2 separate regions of the Mus musculus genome follow, and region 1 is linked to region 2. The links are chromatin loops, found by intact Hi-C in ENCODE. Cell type or tissue: left cerebral cortex. All regions are shown on one strand.

Region 1 (8,000 bases), 230 kb after region 2:
TCATATTTAGTGACACAGATCTCACTACATATTATATGTATACGTGCACATGTGTGTGTGTATATATATATAGATATAGATATAGATATAGATATAGATATAGATATAGATATAGATATAGATATAGATATAGATATAGATATAGATATAGATATAGATATATATCCATCCATCCCAGACTGGTCTAGAATCTATCACTCTCCTGCCTCAGCTTTCCGAATGCTGGGATTGGAGGTCTGCACAGCCATATCAGGCCTGTTACAATTAAGGTATTCAGGACGGCAACTTCAGTTGACTGGGTTGGCTGATAGGATAGAGTCTCTGAAGACTACAGGGAGCACTTTGCCTTCTTGACAAAAGGGCTGGATGCCATGGGTCCAGTCTTTTCTCCTCCTCCCTTCTAGTCTGAAACCAAGTAGAGAGGAAGGGAAGGTCTAATATACACATCCCAAGCCACACTGGGCATCTAAGGGTCTGAAGCACTGTCACTGTCTGAGGGCTCTTCTGGAAATGGGTCCATGATGATAACTGTACCAAGGCTCCAGACTGGAAGGCTGTGCAGATGCAGTGCTTCTTGCCCCCACCTCTATGACTGAGCCACCATCACAGTAAACTTCTGGAACGCTTGCTCTCACAGAAACAAGCTCTTCAGGTCCACCCTGTCTTATTTTCTAGAACTAGTTCCTGCACATTCAGTCACACGCCCCTCAACCATGGAAGCCAGCCTCCTGCAGTGCTTGTCTGGTCTCACTTCTCTCCTCCTCCTTCTATTTCCCACAAGGAGCAGCCTCATGCTGCCTCTTAGTATGGGACTCTGACAGCACCAACCTCAAGGTCATACTCTCTACCTCAAGTTGAAATAACTTGACAAGTCGTACTTCTCAAGCCTCTCTGCTGGAGGCAAGCAGCCATTGTGTATAGAAGTTGTTCTCCAGGACAGGTTAATCTTATGCCTCTCTAATGGGATACTACTGTAGACTGATACCATGATGTGCAATTTCATTTTAGCATCATTTTAAAATTGCAGAAACTATCAATGGTAGAGGATATACATGTCTCCTGCACTAAACAGATATTAGCACTTTCCCATCTTTGCTTTGAATCTTATTCTAAGAAGAAGCCTAGATTCATTCCTGACTTGCATCATGGGAGTTCTAAAATGCACAGAGCCATAAAGATTAAACATTCTATTGAGCCACTGTTATTGTGGATCCTGTGACATTCTTAATCTCCTGTGCTGTGGCTTCTCCCAGGAGGAGGTATGGGTCATTCTTGTATCCATTATTAACTACTGCATGGCAACATATTACAACACACAAATATTGTAGATGTCAGGGTTCTGTGTACAGTGAGTAGGGCTGCTGTACTCAGAGCCTCGCTGGATATCTGGTGGTCTGCACACTACAGTTATTAGGAGGTCTGTTCATGTACTCACAGGTAGCAGTGGGATCAGTGGCAGCTGATGCTAATAGTGGCCCAGCCACTGTCAATGTGGGCTTCCTTATAATGGGAAGGTTGGTAGCTGTTCCATGGGCAGGTTATCTGGAGCGAAAGAATCAAAGCCAGAGCCAATCAAATCAAATCAAATCAAAATCAAAATCAAATCAAAGCCATCTTGTCTTTATGACCTCCAAAATCACATACTTCACATCACTCCTGCTTCCTGCTGCTGTCACAGCAGCTGTGAAGGTCTGTCTGGATTCAAGGACATAGACTCTACCTCTCAACCTGAGGCATACAGGTCCTATTACACAAAAAGCCATAGACTGGAGGTGAGCATGGGAAGCCATGTAATATATGTTCTTTGTAGCCTGAAAGGGTGGCAGTGTTTTAGTTGGTGAGAGGGGTTCACAATTCCTTAGTTCAACTCTTTAGTTCAGACTGGCTTCAAATTCTGTGCAGGTTAGGCTGGCTTGGAGTTTGCAATCCTCCTGCCTCCACCTCTCAAGCACTGTCCTACAACCATGTCCTACACTTGGCTTCAGAGTTGTTTGGGGTTTTGTGTTTGTTTTTTTGTTTGTTTGGTAGGTTGATTAAAAAGGAAAACTAATTGACTAGGGGCTCAGTGGCACATGCCTATAGTCCCAGCTACTCCAAAGACTGAGATGGGAGGGGCGCTTGAGTCCAGGAGTTCTGGGCTTTAAGTATGCTATGCTGATCGATACTAAGTTCGACACCAATATGGTGACTTCACAGAAGCACGGGACCACCAGGTTGTCTAAAGAGAGGTGAACTGGCCCAAGTCAGAAACAGAGCAGGTCAAAATCCCCATTCTGATCAGCAAAAAATTAATTGGGTCTCTTGAGTATTTGTGAGACTGGACTTAAACGCTATGTCTGCTACTGAGTGCCTGCTTTCATGATGATGCAATTATTACCATGATTCCCTTACTTGCTCAGTTCTCATTGAAGCCCTGCCCCAACCACTGACAGGCAGGGCCTGACATCTACGTCTTATTTCTCTAACTTCGGGGAGATTCTCTGGGGTGATTTGAGCCAGGTTCTCAACATCGGTGCTTTGTGAACCCACTCATTACAGACAGTTCAGTCTGCCTAGACAGATACACCAGCCCCAGCTTTATCCACAGTTTTATCAATAAAGTTAGTGACCATGGACAGGTCTGACTGAGGTCAGGAGTAGTGAGGCCGTGCTGCACTGTTCCAGTATGTGCAAGGGAAGAATTACTGTTAGATTCATCATATTTCTGGATTGAAGAACAAGTAATTTGTGTCTTGAAGAAATAAAGGCAACATCCCATTCAACAGTTCAGAGGACTCACTCTATCCTTATGGGAAAAAAATGTATTCCCAGATGCAATAAATGGCAGATGCCTCTTACAAAGGTCATTGTGTCTTTGCTGTGAAAGTGCTACAGGTGTGTGTCAGAGACCATCTGGTGAGAAAGCGAGCCCTTCACAATCTCTCTGACAGGCCAAATGGCCTTGTGCTAGGAGCTAGTTATCACTCCCTCCTCCCTATTCCCTTCCTGGCACCTGAGGCTGTAAAAGCTGAATTATAGTCCCCTCTTCCCTATCTCTTCCTGAACTCCCATGCCATCCAAGGACGTGAGTTACGCCTGAGCTCGGCCTGACACCCAAGGCTATCAAGGAGGATCTATGTTCCAGAGATAAGATGCAGAGTGCACGCCCCCTGGAGCCTGACTTCGGCCCTCATGTCAACAGATGCCCACTTCTTTGTTCTTTGTAAAATTCCCCCTCAACCCCTCCCTATTCTCCATGATGTATGTTTTAAAACAAGGCATCTCAGCCTAATAAATGAGACCTTGATAGGTACAATCTACTTGGTCTCCTGCCTCTCCTTCCCTTCCTCCCATTTCCTTCCAGGTTTGTGGTCCCCCTTGCACCCATGAATAACTGAATCCCGCGGGACGGGATAGGTGTGTGGACATCACAGGTAATGTTCTCCTTGGGTGTAACCTAAGGAGGTGCTAAGTACCCCAAATTCAGGCACATCTGTGCCAGGGACCAGGCCTAATCAGCCCCCCTCAATCTATGGGAATCAGGGGTTCTGGCAGATGGGCATAGAGTCGGGCAGGAATTGGGGTGACATACAGATTTGACACAAGGGAGTGTGGATCTGAATGTAATTTGTCAAATCAAGCATCAAACTTTTTATACAGAAGAAAATAGGGAAGTTACTGGATTCTTACATAAAACAGAGGAATGCAACATGGAAGGACTGGCAGTAACCAACTGGGATAAAATTCAATGTTAAACAACTGAGATCAAAAACAGCCCCACCTAAGGTCCACTTAATCTTAGAAGCCAGGGACAAGGGCTTTGTGCCCTTGCCATAGATCCTATTCTAGTCTATTGTATAGTCCACCTTCTCCCTAGGCCATTGTAAATACTTGTGTATGGGTGTAACTCAGTTATCTATAGTTCTAAATATCTAATCTGGTTCCTCCTTAGATCACAAACTTCCTTCTTCCTAGATAATGGTAAATTTCTGTGTAGGGCAGTGACTTAGCTATACATGCCCAGGGTCGGATCAAGGACTGCCTAGGATCTAACTTAGCTATATGTCAAATAGAGGCACTTAAAATAAAGCAATATTAAGGGAAAGCACACAGATCCATTTGCCAACTAAAGCAAGGACATTGGAGCATTCGTTATACCGGATGCCACGATTCCAGGAGACTAAGTTTCCATGAACTTTTTACCTCGGGACAGCGCCCAGGTTTTTGGGGCCTGTTGCGCTTGTCACTACTGGAGTGGATGTACCACATCTGTCTCCTGTGAATACACTTTTAAGTCTCATGGCAGTGTGTGGCTTACTGCGGGCTGTCTGTGGGCATCCTTGTGTCTTTGTTGCTAAGGAAAATTAGACTCTTCCATTTCCTGTGACTCCGTGATTTCTTTTGTCACTGAATAAATAGCCCTGCAGCTTGGCCGTAAGTTTCCTACAGAATGAGTTATTTAAGGTCTTTAATTTAATCATCTCAAGATGATCTTCCTACCTCGATTTAATAAAGAAAATTTAAATGTGTTTGCTCTTTGTGTGTATCGTCAACCACCATCTGCTTAACAAATGGATGCAATAAGCCCCTGGAAAGGATGGGAGCAGATCATGTTCATAGAGAAGTTTTTCCTTTTCTAAACAGTATGTACGTGTTACATCCCCAAAGGGTGGGAGAATCTGCCACAAGTGTTAGTGGAGATTTCATGGTCGGAGGACGTGGCCAAGGAAAGCTGCCCATTTCCTTAAAACAGACAGGAAGGATCTTCCAGGAAGATCTTCAGATGAGTCACTTCCTCTTTTAGACTCTGCGTCCAAATAGCCCATTCATCTGTGAACCCCTCAATGGATTAATCCCTGGATGTGGTTGAGACTCTTGTGATTTAGTCACTGCTCAATAGTGCCACCCTCTGGGGATTGATTCTTTAACACATGAGCATTGGGGACTGGAGGAACTTCACAACCAAACCCAACAACAGAGACCAGTTCACCTGCTCAAGTTTAAGGAGAGAGTGATTTAGTCTTAGGTCTTCAGGAAGCATTCGTCTCTGCAAATTCCATAGGAAAAACTGTCCTCTCCTGAGAGGAACTGGGGCCGGGCTAAGTGAGGTGGCTGATGTTGGAGGCTGGCCCACATCTGTCTTGAAATCTATACACAGACATCCTAGCTTGCAGAACTACAGGCGGTGGCTGTGTTTGGGGATAAGACTTAAAGAAGTAATTAAGTTAAAATGACATTGTGGGGTGGGCCAATCTGACTGGGGTCCTAATGAGAAAAAGGGTGAGGACAAAGAGATAGTCCCAGGACTAGGCAGACTAGGCAGACTAGGCAGGGTCAGTGAGCTATGAGGAAACCCAACCAGCTAGGTGCCTTGGACTCGAAACTTACAGGATGGTGAAGGATGGAGCTTTCCTGTGGAAGCCCCTGGCTCTTGGTATCCTGTAATGGCAACTGGCAGAGACGAATCTGGAGTGGCAAGGCTTCGTGAGCAGAAGTCATATGGTGACCTGGTCGGAAGCACCAAGTAGACTCTGCAGAGGCTGCTAACTCAGAGAACTGGGTGTGATCCCAGTGTGTGCCTGGGTTCTGGGTCCAGAAGTCAGATGTGCAAGAGAGGCAGCTGGAGGCAGGTCCAAGCTTGGTTTGATGAATCATCTACATTTTTATAAAAAATATTGATCAGTTTCTGATGATTACCAATCAGACCGCTAGGGGCTGGAGAGAAGTCTTGCTGTTAAGAATACTTTGCTCTTCCATTGGATCCCAGTTTGCTTCCCAATACCCAAACCAGGCACTCACAACCATCTTCAGTTCCACGTGACACCATTTTCTGTCCTCCTCAGGTGCTGCATCACATGGTACATTTAACATACATTCAGGCAAAACACTCATACACATAAAATTATAAACAAGAACTTTAGGGCCGGACATGGTAGTGCATGCCTTTAATCCCAGCACTTGGGAGGCAGAGGCAGGCGGGTTTCTGAGTTTGAGGCCAGCCTGGTCTACAGAGTGAGTTCCAGGACAGCCAGGACTACACAGAGAAACCCTGTCTGGAAAAAAAATGAAGAAGAAGAAGAAGAAGAAGAAGAAGAAGAAGAAGAAGAAGAAGAAGAAGAAGAAGAAGAAGAAGAAGAAGAAGAAGAAGAAGAAGAAGAAGAAGAAGAAGAAAACTTTTTTTTTTTAATCCAAAGGTTCTACTCTAAAACAAAGCTAGAGCATTTGGCTTCCGTAAGAAAACTAGAAGGGTGCACTTCCCCATAGGTCAGGAGCAAGGACTGTGGTTTTGTAAGTGCACTGTAAATATATGACATCATATTATGAACAGCAGGTGGAGAAAGGCAAGCAAGACCTAGCAAAAGCATCGCTTTGAAATTTCAGGGTTGAAAGGCTTTACAGCCATTTATGTCTTGCCACAAAGCAGTGTGATTCACCTGCCGACTTTGTTGGTAGTGATTTACTGTGGAGGAAGTTACAAAATTAGCCATACCCAGCAGCTCTGGAAGCCTCCAATATTCCAGGGAGGGCTTTTAAAGGGCTTTTGTGATCTTAAGCTGGGTTTTTATAGTTGTTTCTATTTCCAGAAGACATTGGAAATAGCTTTAAGTATATGTATGTGCTCAATGTCTGCTTAACACTTAGATATACATGGCAACTAAGTTTCTCCTTCAGTGCAAAGGAAACTTGCTGTAATTCACACTTCAAACAAGAGGGCCTCTGTTACTGGGGGGGGGGGGGCAGAGAGGGGTATTGGTTGTGTTTCTAGGCCTTTGAGAAACAACACTCCCAGTTATTCATGTTCTTCACACAGGATGCCTGAGACAGAATTAGCAACAACAATTACTGTTCAGATCTGGCTTGCCCTTTTTCCTTCCAAGGCACTTTACATATTTTATGGAGAATTTTCGGTTGAATTAAATGGTTGGGGGAGCTGTCTGTCTCTTTCCTAGGCCTGAGGAGCTTATGCTAGAGAAGTCTGAGGCCAGCTGCTCACACCTAAACTTCACTGTAACAGGGTAGCAGCCTGCTGGCCAAGCTTCAAACAATACCTCTGAGTCTTTGATTCCTCTTACCTCAAATCCCTTAGCTGGCAGTGCTAAGAAATGATACTAGTACCTTGTAATCACACACTCATGAACACACACACATGCATACACATATGTACCCAGACACATATACACATACTGCTCCTCTGATGGTCTGAGGGTAAGGGGTAGGGTGGACCTCACTCTAGGCGTCCCCGAATCAATACACATGATGCACTTTGCCCCTGATTTCCTGTAGCAATCCTCTTTGGAACCTATTTTTTTTTTCCCTCTGGCCAGCTAGTGCAAGATCCATCAAGGATGTGATAATACTTATCATTGGTCATCTGTCTGCCACCTTCTGGAAGTCCTACCGCATTCTATTGAAGACAGGAATTCACCTGTCTAGGGCAGGGCTAGGCACTGCAGTCTGCCTGCAGTCATAGAATTTAAAGGGAGCATCTATGGAAGCCTGTAAAGGCCTCACTGTGCTGAGGGCTGTGTGCGTGTGCACCAGGGCACTTAAAGATCAGGAAACTAAGGGACATATTTACCCCCAGTCACAAAAGATCTGACTGCTGAACCCAGGCAACCTCAGCCTTGTAGGCCTAAAGGCATACATGTATTAACAAGAATTGCTTATGCATTTAGTTACACAAGTTCCACCTTGCTCCTGAAAGGATTTCCCATCGTTCTCAAAAACACCTAAAGATCAATGTAAGATTAACAGAGTGTGAGTCAGGACAACAGAACCTGAGGTCAAGAAGGACTAAGGAGCCCAGCAGAGGCCTGGGGTGAAGGAAGAGGCAATGTGCAGTCACCCATGCCTCTGTTGACGGCCTCTTCAGGGAAAGTTTGCTGTGTTTTCTCCCTCTCTGTCCTCTTCTTTGGGGAAGAGGAGGAACTCAATGGCTGAGGGAAGGGCTGTTGGCAGAAGTTTCTCTGCAAAGTAGGGCTAACTCTTTAAAAGCCCCTGCTTCCTAGGGCAGGGTAGTC
Region 2 (8,000 bases):
AGGATCAATTTAACAGGACTCCTCTAGCTGCCCTGTAGACTGATCTTTAAGGTGGCAAAGACAAAGGCAAGTTTCTGTGACCACTGACTGGCGTTAGCAGGAAATCTTACCAGTGCTAAGGACTGAACTGAGCCACAGTACCAGGCCCAAGCAGTTTCCTAATTCTTAGGATACTATTACATGTTCTCTCGAATTATGCCTGTCATTTCTACAATTAGCTATCCTTTCCAAGTTCCTCATTTGCTTTAACATAAAAGATAACATAGGTCCACTTGTTTAAGACATTTATTACTTTAGTTGATTTGAACAACCTCTATACAGTGACTTGTTTTGCTGAATAGAAAAGAATTTTAGCTATCAAGATTTTGAGTCTAGTATTTTCTGGAAATCAAATCATCCTTTTAAAATCTCCAAAGGAAAACCAATTTAATAAAAGCATCAATTAGATTTTGAGACCAAGCCAGCTGTTCGGGGACAATACCATTTCTTCCACACTCAAAATCACTTTGGGAAACTACTCCAAGGCATCGCACAAATAGAAATAAAAGTGTGGTTAAGTATGGCCTTTGTGAAATGTCAACATCCAGGCAGTTACCAGCCACTACCCATAGGTAGATTGTAAACGATGAAATAACACTACCAAAATGGACTATTCTTACCCATGATGAATTGACTGGAATAGAGAAAATTTCTCTATATTGTAGGTAGTCCTGGAACCAGAGAGCCATCTGCCTCTGCACACACCAGCTGCTAGAAAAGCTTAATGTCTGCAAGCTTAATCAAACTTATATTTGCTTGGTTGATATTAACTTGCAACCACAACCAAGTTTACAAATCTAATGGAAATAATCTGCCCTAAATAAGCCCTACTACATCCAATGTTCAACCTTCATCTCCAAATCCATACTCTAGATCCAACAGAAAGTGAAACCTCTTCCAACAAATTTACCTGGTCTTCTGAAAATAACACTGGATTCAATTCTCAAAATGTGGGTTATAGTTGATCTCACTTTTCTATGCACAAAACAGGTTTTGAAACCCTCTCTTCCTACACATTTCTAAGCAAAATCCAACTCTATAAAGTTTGTACTCATCAAACTCCCAAGCAGCCACTTCAGTGAACCAAAAGATGCCATCGTAAAGCTGTAGATTCTATCTCATGCACCAACACATCCAGGGTCAGTTTCAGGACTTTTTACCTCTTACAGGGTCTTACACACAGAACACCACTTGGCACAAACACTATATACACTTAATCTCATAAGCAGATAATGCAAAGTACATCAGAAACAAGATATGCCATCACCTGCAGTTTTCAATTATTGCACTTAACTTCTACATTTTCACAGAACACTCATGACAATCTGTAGACTAGTTTTAACAAATAACACCTTTAAGCAGAAATGACTGTCCTAAATTGTTTATTGGATATGAATTTTACAAATATCACGTGTATTAGCGGTAACGGTGGAGCTGGAGAGTATTGCGCCTTCTCCAGGCTGCACGGCGGGAACCACCAATAGTGTGGTGGAACTTGTGGCCCTTTCCAAGGCCACGGCTCTTTCGGCCAGCAGATGTCAGCCCACGCATTTCTCTGTGTTTGTGGACTGGTTTGGTGATCCACTGGGTGTCAGGATTTCTTCTGATAGCTTTATGGAACGGATCAATGAGGATAACCTCAAAAAATTTATATGTGGAATCTTCACCAACCCAGTAGGAATTCAGGACTCTCAAAGCCCCACAATGGCGCCCAGCTCTCTCCTAAAATATGCAGAGAAAGACCAGTCAGTTTCCTGTAAACTAGACAAAAATCCTTCTAACTCTGGGTCATGAGACTGAAGCAGGCCAGGTCCCCACACACCTTAAGAATTAGACTAGCTTAAATGACAGACATGTAGACAAAAGCACATAACTTTTTTTCTCCCTAAAAACCAGACATGAAATTGAGTGCTGTCCTAGTCCCCTTCAGCAATAGGGATCAAGCCCATAACCCTATACATTAATTCAACAAATGAAAAAAAAAGTTCTAGCTTGTGGAAAGGGGGCTCCTACAACCATTTATCAACCTAAGAGTAACTGATCACAGAATATTAGCAATGTAAATAAAACAGAATGGCCCAAAATTTTACAGTCTTCCAAAAGCATAGGGTCTGTAGAAACTAGTCCAGAAACCCAAACCCCTTTCCGCACATCCTCAAGCAAAACAGTAACAATGAGTACCGATAGTGACTAAGTACAAAACAACTCCATCCCCACCTTATACCGAGGGAAACTCCACCGGCTTCCCCGTTTCTTCCTAGCCCACCATTCCTAATGGGTTGTCAAGACAATCGATACTCCCAACAACTCACCTCAGCAACAGACTGAAGGCTTCGGGCAAATTTCAGCTGGTTAACACCATGGTGGACAGGCTTGCCGTAAGTTGCACCCTTAGGAACTGGGCGTTTACGACCACCACGGCGGACACGAATCCTGTAAATGACATAGCCTACACAAACAAACAAAACAACCCAACCACCAATACGTTAGACTAAGTTAAGACTTTCCAATGCTTCCTTTTAATTACAAAGATAGACTATGTAGACTAAAGTATATCTGTAACCTATATCACATTTAGCATAGCTAAATCAGGCAGGTTTTTTGGGGGGGGGGGCACTTCCAAACTGAGGCCCGCCGACTTTTCTGGGAGTGTTATAGACCACCCACATCGTGACCTCACGCACCTTGCTTAGCCTTGTATCCCAGTCTTCGAGCTTTATCAGGCCGGGTGGGGCGGGGAGCCCTGTGCAGCGCAGAGAGCTGGCGGTATTGCCAACAGCGGACCCTCAGAAGAAAGCGCATCACGTCGGACTGCTTCTTCCTCCATAGCTCCTGGATGTACTTGTATGCACCCATCTTGGCTCACCTTTTGAGAGGAAGAAGCAAATCGAAAGAGCGATCGCTGTCAAGGACATTGACTACGGCCTCTCCATCCTTCCTGGAGCCCCACCGTCCACCGGGAATGAGAAGGGCTCTGCAGAGGCAGCAAGGCGCAGGGCCGGCTGGGCGGGACTGACTATTCCATACTCCCGGAGGCCGCCAGAACTGGCAGCAGGGTTATAACCGCCACCGCGAGTAAGACCAGGAGAGCTTCGTCCCACCCGGGCGGCCTGATGAGAGGCAAGCCGAGGCCACGCTTCCATCCCACGCCTCCTTCAGTCCCCGGCCCAGCTCGGATCCTGCCGCCATTGCGTCTCTCAAGCCTCCCGGACGGCGGCGTATTCGTACCCTCTCCACCCCGTATCCTCACTAGGCGCTCGTGCGAGGCAGAAACTCCGAGGCCGTAGGGTCGCCGGGGTCGGATGGCTGAAGACTAGCGCGATTCGCGACGGATAGACACACAAACACCACCCCGCCGCCCTACCTGATGGCTGCCGCCAGAGGAAAGGAAGAAGGCTTTCTCCCACAATCCCTTTTGTGGCTCCTCCTCCCACCCCGGCGACCCTCCTTCCGGTGGGGCATTGTAGCCGCACTGTGCCTCTTGGGGCTTGTAGTCCCGACATCCAACCTGGTGGGCGGAGTCAGGCTGGGACAGCCCGCCGCTTCCGGATGCTCTCCCAAGCTCTCAGCAGTGCTCCTGAGCTGCCAAGGCTGCGGAAAGTGAGAGGCGGCGAGTTTGCTTACGTCACGTCAAGGGGCCGGAGGAAGCAGGTCGGGGACCGGCTCCAGAGGGACGCCTTCGGACCGCGGTGACCTGCGTGCTGCTGTCTCACTGCCCTGCAGTGTCAGGTTGGTGTTTCCACCGGCGCCTCGCTCCGTGATCTCGGAGCACAGTGACCGCAGGACGGCCGTGACTTGGTCGTAGGCGAAGTGGTACGCGTGGACCTTGCGTGTCCTTAAGGCCGGCCAGGGACTTTGGACTTGCGCGAACCAGGCTAGTGGGTGGACTGTGGTGCCCGTCCCCCTCTGAATTTTCCGAGGTGCCCGGGGACTTGATTTTATAGGCGTTTTTAGGATAGCAAATTGTTCATTTGCCATGACCCGTTTCAGGAAGAAATGCTGGCATTCTGCACTGCGTTCTTTATTGAGAAGTAATGGTGTATTGGAGTTTTTGTAGTTCCAGAATTTTCTATTTTCATACAGTTGTGTGGTTTTAATAAACTACGCTTGTTTGTGGCAAAGGTTTTGGGAATCATGTTTACCTTTTCCATCAATCTGTGGCTCTTCTTATCTTTTAGAATAAATGGCAGCTTTAGCATTTTAAGAGTCCTCACCTGTCCTATTTAAAAATTCAACAGATGTATTGCTTAATATGCGTGGAGCTCAGTCTCAGCTGCTGGTGATGCAGCTCAGACAACATACAAGTTCTAGCCTTGGGAGCAAGCGTTAACACTATGCTATGTATTGCTTTTGATGCCAAGTGTAAAGGACACACATTGAAGGAGTGGAGGGGTATTGAGCGGTACAGTGTCTCAGCGTCCTGGCAAGTGGAGCCTGGACGAGGTGGGGTTGGGGTGCGGGGGGGGGGGGGGAGGGGCAGTAACTGACTTTTTTCTCTTTTAAGCACATCTGGTGGAGCTTGCAAGTTAGCATGGAGTGAAGGATATGAATTCTTTTAGGACAGTCTTCAAAAATTTTTTAACGTTTATTTTTAGGCTATGTGTGTTTATTTATGTGTGTTTACTTGGATGTATGTTTGTGCACGACCACCTTTGTACCTGGGGCCCACTGAGGTAGGTGGAAGTGGTTGAAAACTTCCATGTAGGTGCTAGGAACTGAACCCTGGGGGCTCTGCAAGAGCCGCCAGTGTTCTAATTGCTGAGCCTCCTGGATGATTTTTTTTTTTTTAATAATGCTGAAGAATAAATTACAAGTCTGTGAGTGTAGTTCAGTAGTAATGTGTTTCATTGATGTGCAGAGACACCATGACCAGGACAACTTTTATAAAGGAAAACATTTACTTTGGGGCTGGCTTACAGTTTCAGAGGTTTAGTCCATTATTATCATAGCAGGAAACATGGCAGCATGCAGGCAAACATGGTGCTGGAGAAGGAGCTGAGAGCTCTACATCTTGATCTACAGGCAGCAAAGAGAGGTGTGCCTCACTGGGCATAGTTTGAGCATGGTAGATCTCAAAGCCCACCCCCACCCCACAGTGACACTCTTCCTCTAACAAGGCCTTACCTCCTTTTTTTTTTTTTTTTTTTTTTTTCCATTTTTTATTAGGTATTTAGCTCATTTACATTTCCAATGCTATACCAAAAGTCCCCCTTACCCACCCACCCCCACTCCCCTACCCACCCACTCCCCCCCTTTGGCCCTGGCGTTCCCCTGTACCGGGGCACACAAAGTCTGCGTGTCCAATGGGCCTCTCTTTCCAGTGATGGCCGACTAGGCCATCTTTTGATACATATGCAGCTAGAGTCAAGAGCTCAGGGGTACTGGTTAGTTCATAATGTTGTTCCACCTATAGGGTTGAAGATCCCTTTAGCTCCTTGGGTACTTTCTCTAGCTCCTCCATTGGGAGCCCTGTGATCCATCCATTAGCTGACTGTGAGCATCCACTTCTGTGTTTGCTAGGCCCCGGCATAGTCTCACAAGAGACAGCTACATCTGGGTCCTTTCAGTAAAATCTTGCTAGTGTAAGGCCTTACCTCCTAATAGTACCTTTACTCTTTGGGTAAAAGATTGAAACACATGAGTCAGTGGGGCCATACTTATTCAAACCTCCACAATGTGCTTAGTAGTTAGGAATCAGAAACCAAACCTCAAGGTTTTAAGTTGGGGTACAGATCGCTGAGAGGAAGGGTTAAAAGACAATACAGAATACCAGGACTGAAGGGACTCTGGCCAGCTTGAGTGTATTGAGCGTGGCAATGGAAGAAGACCTTGCCTTTCTCTCCCATTCCCTCTGCCTTTCTAAAAACCATTAGATTACATTTCTAAAGCTAGCCACCAAGATCTAGTACCGTATTTGGCCACTTCCTTCTTCTGAGGCTATCAAGACTATCAAGGTCCAGGTATCAAAGTATTGAAGTCAAAAGGCCACTTTGGCTCACCTCATTAACATGCCCAATTAAAATTAAACACCTCATCCTAATACCAGATTATCCCTTATCCCTTTATAAACCACCATTTACCTATGATGTCCAATTCCTCTCTATCCAGAGGCAGTCCTTTGCCTCTTCAGGACAGAGACCCATCCTTCCTCTCCCTTCCTTTCCCCTCCCATCCTTTACCTCCTGACTTTGTCTCTATTCCCTACCCTCTGTTCCTCTGGGGTAAGTAAATCTCCTTTGTGTTAGAACTTGGTCTTGGGGGTCCAACAGACAAAAACAGCAAGCAGTATTCTGGAATCACAGCTAAGGAGCTAGGAAACTACTGAATGATTCTGAGAATGAAAGTTAGATTTTGCTGGGTGTGGTGGCACACGCCTTTAATCCCAGCACTTGGGAGGCAGAGGCAGGTGGATTTCTGAGTTGGAGGCCAGCCTTGTCTACAGAGTGAGTTCCAGGACAGCCAGGGCTACACAGAGAAACCCTGTCTCGAAAAAACCAAAGGAAAAAAGAAAGTAAGTAAGTTAGATTTTAAAATTCTAACTTAGATGGTTTGAGGCTAAAAGAAAAGAGAAAAATGGATTAGAGAGACTAGTGAGGTTATGTTAGTTTCCCTAACAGCAATTACATATTTTAAATTTATGTTTATTTGTGCATTGATGTTTTTTCCTGCATGTATGTCTGAATGAGGGTGCCAGATCCTCTGGAACGGAAGTTACAGATATTGCGGGTCCTCTGGAAGAGTAGCTAGTACTCTAACTGCTGAGCCATCTCTCCAGCCCTAGCAATTACATTTTAAAATTTATTTTTCAGAGATAAAATTTTCTTTCTCTATTTTTGCTATGTAGTTTTAACTGCCCTAGAAACTTTATGTGTAGACTAGGCTAGCCTCATACCTTCAGAGACCCTCCAAGTTAACTCAGGTGAGGATGTTAATGGCTCAAATAAAACACTTATCATTTTACAGTTTGTAGATCAGAAGCATCACTAGGATAAAAATCATGGTGTCAGGAAGAAGAAAATCAGCTCAAGGTCCCCCTGCATCCCTTGGCTCCTGGCTTCCTTCATGTTTTAGTCAGTCAGTCCCTCTCCTCTAAAACTTGACTCATAGACACTTGTGCCCAGATCACAACCCCAGCCTTTGGCTCCGTGTCTCAAGGTTAATCCAGCCACACATGCTGTGATGGTTATTCCCAGCTGTCAGCTTGATTACATCTGGAATGAACTTCAATCCAGGAATGGAGGACATAGCTGTGGTCCAGATCTTGAGGCTGGAAGACACAGGCTTTTGATCCAAATCTTGACATGGAATGACATAGGCTTTTGATCTGAATCTTGAGGCCTAGTGGCTATGAAAAGCTTAGGCCCAGGAAGGTGGTACACACCTTTAATCCCAGGAAACTGAAGCAAGCAGATCTCTGAGTTCAAGTCCAGCCTGAGACAGAGCAAGTTCCAAATAAAGAACAGTTTAGGTCCAGGTTTGGTGGTACACACCTTTATTCTGGGCCGTGCTTTCTGCTGGAGGCCTACACAAGGACATTGAAGAAGGAGGACTCACTCTTTTCCACCTGCTTGCACTTACCTGCCAGCACACCTGTTGGAGTCTACTTCATGATTCCAGCTTATACAGAAGACCAGCTGAAATACCCACCTTCGTGAGGCTGAGCAACTTCTAGATTCTTTTTTTTTTTTTTTTTTTTTAAATTTATTTATTATATGTAAGTACACTGTAGCTGTCCTCAGACACTCCAGAAGAGGGAGTCAGATCTCGTTAAGGATGGTTGTGAGCCACCATGTGGTTGCTGGGATTTGAACTCCTGACCTTCGGAAGAGCAGTCGGGTGCTCTTACCCACTGAGCCATCTCACCAGCCCAACTTCTAGATTCTTGAACTTCCCATTCACAGCTGCTCATTGTTGACTTAGTTGGGCTGCAGATTGTAAGACATTCCTAGAATTTCCCTTAA

The links. A loop is a pair of places that touch in the nucleus more often than their neighbours do. Peaks named below come from ENCODE experiments on the same cell type or tissue, not always from the same donor. Only the 100,000 strongest peaks of a DNase experiment are listed, where the experiment ranks them.
Region 1: it touches region 2 in a loop (4-fold over the local background); 1 of 42 quality-filtered maps calls a loop at or near these places.

What each region holds. Positions count from the first base shown.
Region 1 is chr14:18,501,514-18,509,513 of GRCm38, forward strand. All of the region lies in intron 1 of Gm32587 (a long non-coding RNA gene), which reads left to right. Gm38620 (a long non-coding RNA gene) reads left to right here. Exons shown (of 3, transcript XR_874231.1): 3 at 3,062-3,102. Among named protein-coding and RNA genes, the nearest start is that of Gm38620, 11 kb to the left of the region's middle. In left cerebral cortex, a CTCF peak has its summit at 4,886 (motif pointing left); DNase peaks (open chromatin) are centred at 4,866, 6,496 and 6,819.
Region 2 is chr14:18,267,556-18,275,555 of GRCm38, forward strand. Rpl15 (ribosomal protein L15) reads right to left here and starts at 3,431. Exons shown (of 4, transcript NM_025586.3): 1 at 3,404-3,431; 2 at 2,724-2,905; 3 at 2,352-2,488; 4 at 268-1,761. The coding sequence starts at 2,895. The coding sequence ends at 1,456. Nkiras1 (NFKB inhibitor interacting Ras-like protein 1) reads left to right here and starts at 3,581. Exons shown (of 4, transcript NM_023526.4): 1 at 3,581-3,768. In left cerebral cortex, a CTCF peak has its summit at 3,442; DNase peaks (open chromatin) are centred at 3,558 and 4,332; H3K4me3 peaks cover 3,083 bases; H3K27ac peaks cover 1,419 bases.